Linked DNA regions of Homo sapiens: region 2 is linked to region 1. A link is an interaction called in ENCODE POLR2A ChIA-PET data of the cell type or tissue named here. Cell type or tissue: CD4-positive, alpha-beta T cell. All regions are shown on one strand. Links, peaks and the distances in the headings refer to the core of each region. The heading gives the core; the rest is flanking DNA.

Region 1 (2,913 bases), core at 287-2,786:
TTAGCCCCAAGGGTTTTGACATTAAAGTGACATCTAACACTCAGCAAATTAGGGTTGTCTAGTTTCACTATTAATGTTGCCTACCTCTTATGCTTCTCAAGATAACACACACACACACACACACACACACACACACATTCATGAATCAGATAATAAAGGATGCAAGTAGAGACAAGGCTCACCATTTGACCCCTACTTCTTTGAAGTAGTTAGAACATTTTACTTGCAAGTGACAGAAACCCAGTTCAAGCTGCCAAACCAAAACCAAACTGAAAAAAAAAAAAATAGACTTTTGAACTACCAAGGTAGGCAAGACTGCATACAGATCAGGTTCTTCCCTGTGGCAACGCCATCTCCATAGGGGCTATTTGGAAACACATGAGGGTGCTTTATCACAACTGGGTGGGGGGTGGCGTTCAGGGCATCTGCCAAGGATGTGCAGGTGGGGCAGTGGGCAAAACATCCCACCCAAGGAGGATTTTTAAAAAATTTACCCAGAATGACAGTAGCTCTCCCTTTGAGAAATCTGAAGCAGGTGATGAAAGCATTTCACCAAGAATCTCTCTTGGTTCTGCTTTGCTTATGTGATGATGGCTGTATTCTCAGGTGGGGTTACTGCAGGTATTGGCAAAATAGCCACCTACAGCCTCAGGCTACCCTTTTAGCGATGTCCACAGAGCAACAGTTCTTCCTTCCCATTTGCTTTAGTAGGGAATCCTGATTCCATTGAGTAGGATTGGTCCTACTTGAGTAATTTATAAACCTGGAGAGTGGAGGGATTCAGTGCTGTGGCTGGCCGGACTTGGGACACACATCTTTCTGTAGAGACCGGGGGTAGGGGTCAGGCTAACCCAACACACAAGCCTGAGAGGGATGGAAGAAGTTCCCAGAGAGATGAAGGGATGTTAGCAGAGAGGGGAACAGACAGCAGATGGGCAAATACAAAACATGTCCATTGTCTGTATGGTCTAATTTCCTGAACATCTCTTCAGTCACCCCACATTTCAGGATTCCCTAATATACCAGACCCATATACCTCAAGTTTTTGTACTAGATTGTTCTCTTGTCCTCAGATGCCTTTCCTCATCTCTTTTTGTTTGTCAAACTTCTACTTATGCCTCAGGACTGAAATATCACCTCTTCTGTGGAGCTTCCTTTTTAGCTGTCCCTACTAAACTCGTACCTCCCTCCTCTGTGCACGCATAGCATTTTGTCCATGAAAAGAAGGAATTGAATTAATTAGCAAGGATAAGGAGCTGAACAATCCACATCCTTTTTGGAAATGGAAAGCAGATGATGCTGTATTAGATAAGATCAAACAACATCAAATAAACAAATGTTTATTGAGTGTGTACCATGCACAAGGCTTTCCAAGCAGAACCTTGCTGATTGTGTGTGTGTGTGTGTGTGTGTGTGCACGTGTGCTTGCAGATGCTTAGAATCACAGGCTTTTATGATCTGGGTTTCTTAAACCTTATCTGGTTCAACCACTTCCTTATTCAGATCAGGTAACTGAGGCTGAAGTGGGTTTCTTTCTAGCTCTAAAAAGTATATGATCTGAGTCACTAAAAGGAAGGAAAGGTTGGCCCAATTCTAGGCCAAAAAACCACAGCTATGTAGCTTAAACTTCCTGTTTTAAATGCCATGCCAGGATAAAATTCTTGTCTACAGGGTAACAACCACTCCAGAGAGAGAATCAAAATTAACACCAACCTCTTTCTTTCCCCTGCCTCTTTCTCTCTCTCAATTTCTCTCTCTTTCTCTCTCGCTTCTCTTTCTCCCTTTATTTCTCTGTTGCCTCTCTTAAGGAGACATAGGAAACTAAGAGGACTGAGTGGCAGGGCCAAGGCATTGGGAGCACGATTCATACTTTTTTTTCTATCTTGCTGATGTGTTTATAGAAGTACACTATTTATGACTCAGTACATAGTGAAGAGACATAACAAATTTTTCTGGGAATTCAAAATATGCAAACAGAATATGTATCAAATGCATGAGAATTATGGGGACATATGTTTTAAAACAAAGGGATAAAGGTGCCTACTCTTTGTGACAAAGTCCCTTCCATGTTTATGACAATGTCTGCATAGCCATTCTCTTTTGAAGAAGCCAGAATTGGCTAGAAATAGAATTGCATGAACCCTGTCATATTCAAAATGGAAAGTAGATATTTATTTGCATTCCTGCCAGGGATACTCAGGCACAAACATATAGAAATATTTCCATAAAATATGGTTTAAAAAAAATGCCAAGGCCCATCCTTCCCACTGCCATTGCCCCTGTTGCCTGCAATCCCAACTCTGCATTCGGGCTCTCTCCAGGTTTTGCCCCACTAATCACTCTTCCACCTGCTTCCTGGTGCCTTTAGATCTTTTTTTCAACATATTATACCCAGGTTCAAAAATGGCCTTATAAAACGTCATCCTGCCTCCCCAGCCTAGCATCAGGGCCTTCTTCCTTGACTCAGACCATCCATAAACTGTTCAAGCATGTTTGATGTATATGTAGCATGTGTCTGGCACTGCTCCAGGGATCAGGTCACTAAACTGAACAAGAATGGGCATATATTCCAGTGGAAGTACCTAACAATAAACAAGTAAATAGGCAAGTGAAGAAAATGAAATTAGGTAATGTGATAAGAAGTGGCCAGGGGCAGTGTAACAACCTGAGGATATCTGGCAAAGGTCACTCTCAGGAAGTGATATTGAGACCTGACTAATAGAAAGGAGGTAATTTCTGGGGACATCTGAGGATGATCTCTCCAAGCAGAAGGAGAAGCAAAGACAAATTTCCAGAGTTGTGGAAGAATTAAATATGTTTGAAGAATAAAAATGTAAAACAAGGTGATATGGTGGAGGGCAGTTAGTAAGCTAAAGAGGTGAGCAAGAAGTCTAATCATGACATGTCTTAAAA
Region 2 (2,913 bases), core at 302-2,801, 130 kb before region 1:
CTGGAAAGCAATCGAAAGTGCAGGCTTTACGTGTGAAATTGGCTGAGGCCCACCTGGTGCAGAAGAAGACCTGCCTATGGGCTGACTCCTTGTGCCTAAAGTTTCGATTGTGTGCCATCTGGGACTCTGCATCCATGGCCATCCATGGAAACGTTGTTAGTGGAACTGCCAGCGCCTTCAGTCCGGTCCCCCACTGGTGGTTTTGCAGGCAGACACAGATGACACCCAGCGTTATGTTTGGACCTAATGCCAGCAAGCCTTGTGCTGCTGGGTAGAAATGGCAGCAGCTCAGAGTCTTCTGTTTCCATTTTACTTTGATTTGAGTTTTAGGTTTAACTTCTGGCTCTTCTTAGCTACCTGATCTTGGATAAGTCATTGAATGTTTCTAAGCTGCGGTTCCTCAAAGCAGAAATAATAATGGCATTCCTGTCGGGCAGTTGTGAGGGTTAAATGAGATGATTCTGTGACTCACCGGGCAGGGCAGGCACTCATGAAGGGACAGCTGTTCCTAGAGTCATTGACGAAATAGTACCATTATGGGAGAGCAGTTCCCAGGACTCAGTGGGTTCTTGAAGAATTAAGTCGCTCGCCTGGGCAGCCTATTCAGTGAAGAGTGGCACCCTTGTGACATAGGGGTTCAGATTTAGGCCACATTCTCCTCTCTGTTTGGTTTAATTATAATCATTAAGTTAGTGCCAAAGGTCAAGTGCACCTGGTCTGGAACCTGAGGCTCAGAAAGGCCAGATTGACCATATGTGCACTGGAGTAGGCGGCCACAGGCACATGTAGGGAGTGGAGGATCATACCCCACCGTGCCTGAATCAGCTTCTGTGTTGCAGGCCTTGGACTGCTGCTTCTCCTTCGTTCCCAGGGATGTTTGTGCAGGGCAGAGCCTGGTTCTTTTTGTTTATACTGCTGAAAAGGAAAACCTCAGGGCCCAGAGGCATTGAGCAGCATTTTGAGGAAGTTAATCTCCAATCCCAGTTGAACTCACCTGGCCACACCCTGTGCATCCACAGTTCGTGTAGTAAAATCTCAGACAGTCTGTGTGTAGTAGCGGCCACCCTGCTGGTTATGGCTCAGAATCTGATAGAAGGCAGCACCCACATCCCCAAAGTGCGTGCCCTGTGCACTCCGCCTCCCCCTCTCTGCTGTGGCATTGGGGTGACCTGCTTGATCAGTCTATTCTTAGAAGCCCCATGTTTCAGGCCCCTCCAATTCCATTTTAATTCATGGGAAGGCCTGAGCTTGGGAGAAGTCCTGTTACTTCTATGTAGAGTCACAGCTGCCGTCTGGATTCCAATCCCTGTTCTTGCACTTTTTAGGAATGGACCTTGAAAAATTACCTAAGCTTTGTGCCCAGACTGCCTCATCTGCAAAGTGGAAATAACAACATGGCTTCCATCATGGAATTAAATGTATTAATACAAGGGAGCCCAATGCCTAGCACACAGTCAGCCATCAGCAGACGGGAGCTCCTACCTAGCACACAGTCAGCCATCAGCAGACGGGAGCTCCTGCTGATGGAAGCCTCCTCTGCACTCAGTGTCACTCTGTGGTCACAGGGCCAGTTCCCTGGCTCACTCAAGATGCGAAGAGCCCTTTGAGCAGGTGCACCCTTATGCTGCTCAAGGAAGGTGGGTGGGGCCTTGTTACCACAGCACTTCCTGTTTGCTTTTGCCCATTGGATTTCTCTCTGGGTTCAAGGCTTCCTGCCATCCCTCTGCCACTCTCTGCCTCAGTTTCAGTTCAGTGTTGACATTTCCTTGCACAGAAGGACCCCATGTGAACTGAGAAACATGCCTCTTTACATGTTTCTTCTTTGGGTAGAAGATCTTTATCTCTTGACGTGACAGGTTTCATTTCCTCCGCTTTGTGGAAGCCGGTCAGTACCCACTTCAGCAGGGTGGAAGCTGCGACTGTTTGCAGGAACTCAGTGGCCTGGGGGCTTTCGGTATAATAAACGCCACCTGCCCAGATTCACAGACCTGTGCCTCCCTGTGGGGTGGAGGCGTTTCTCCTTCCCCCACCAACAGAGGTCAAGGCACTCTTTCTCAGCTCTTAGTATCTTTATTGGCTTTTCCTTCAGATCTTCAAGTTGCACCCGCCTCCATTGAGGTCTCAGTATCTAACAGAGTACAGAGGGCAGGCATGGAAACCCTGGAGACCAGACTCAGCTTTTCTTTCATTAAAAGCTGTGTACATTTTTTCAAGTTGTAGGCGCTTTGTATTTTGGGAAAATACCTTTCGTTTTTGCTTTGAAGGAAATGGAGCTCCTGGAATTCCCTTATTTATGAGAAACCCCTTTATGTACTTGAGGTATTGCCAACCTTTGGGGAAGGCTGGCGAGCCTCCTGTTCCCCAGGGTGGATCAGTGATCTCTCTCCCATAGCACTCCCTTTCCTCATCAGAGCTCATCTCCTGCTGTATTCTGATGGCCCGTGTGTGCATCTGTAGACTGTCCTTGTCCCCTGCTGGGGGCTTCCTGGGGACATAGGCTGTCTCATGTTCACTGCTTCTGGAACAGGTTGGGCCTTGCTATTTGTTGACGGAATGTCTCCTTTTTTGAGTGGGAGCAGCTCAGATTGGATTCTAATGACAGAAAGAGAGAGGCAGGGGTAAGTAGAGTATTGGTGTCTAGGTCATTGCCTGGAATCAGTGGGAGCCCAGAAAACGTATACATCCCCTATGGAGACACCTTTTCAAAGAGAGCTATTTCCAAAGTTTCCCATCAAGTGAGAAATTTACCCATCATTTCCCTTTTAATTTAATGATTTATGCAGAAGTGACATTTATTTAAGACATTGTTTTCAGTGTCTATGGCAGGCTGTAATTTTATTCATGAAGGGCTTTTCTAATCACGGTTAGAAAGGGGAGAGCTTCCTCCAGGTTCCATGCTTATAAGTAGACTAA

The links. ChIA-PET counts read pairs that join two places held together with the same protein. Peaks named below come from ENCODE experiments on the same cell type or tissue, not always from the same donor. Only the 100,000 strongest peaks of a DNase experiment are listed, where the experiment ranks them.
Region 2: POLR2A ChIA-PET joins it to region 1 with 10 read pairs; 7 of 35 experiments call an interaction of 5 or more read pairs at or near these places.

Annotation. Positions count from the first base shown.
Region 1 is chr2:12,855,580-12,858,492 of GRCh38, forward strand. No RefSeq gene overlaps it. Among named protein-coding and RNA genes, the nearest start is that of MIR3125, 120 kb to the left of the region's middle. RefSeq lists a cis regulatory region at 1,426-1,589. In CD4-positive, alpha-beta T cell, for the core only: no CTCF peak of the experiment used is centred there; a DNase peak (open chromatin) is centred at 1,452.
Region 2 is chr2:12,726,791-12,729,703 of GRCh38, forward strand. All of the region lies in intron 2 of TRIB2 (tribbles pseudokinase 2), which reads left to right. Among named protein-coding and RNA genes, the nearest start is that of MIR3125, 9.1 kb to the right of the region's middle. RefSeq lists enhancers at 1-692, 1,764-1,813, 1,824-1,883. In CD4-positive, alpha-beta T cell, for the core only: no CTCF peak of the experiment used is centred there; DNase peaks (open chromatin) are centred at 1,081 and 1,731; H3K4me3 peaks cover 1,250 bases; H3K27ac peaks cover 2,422 bases.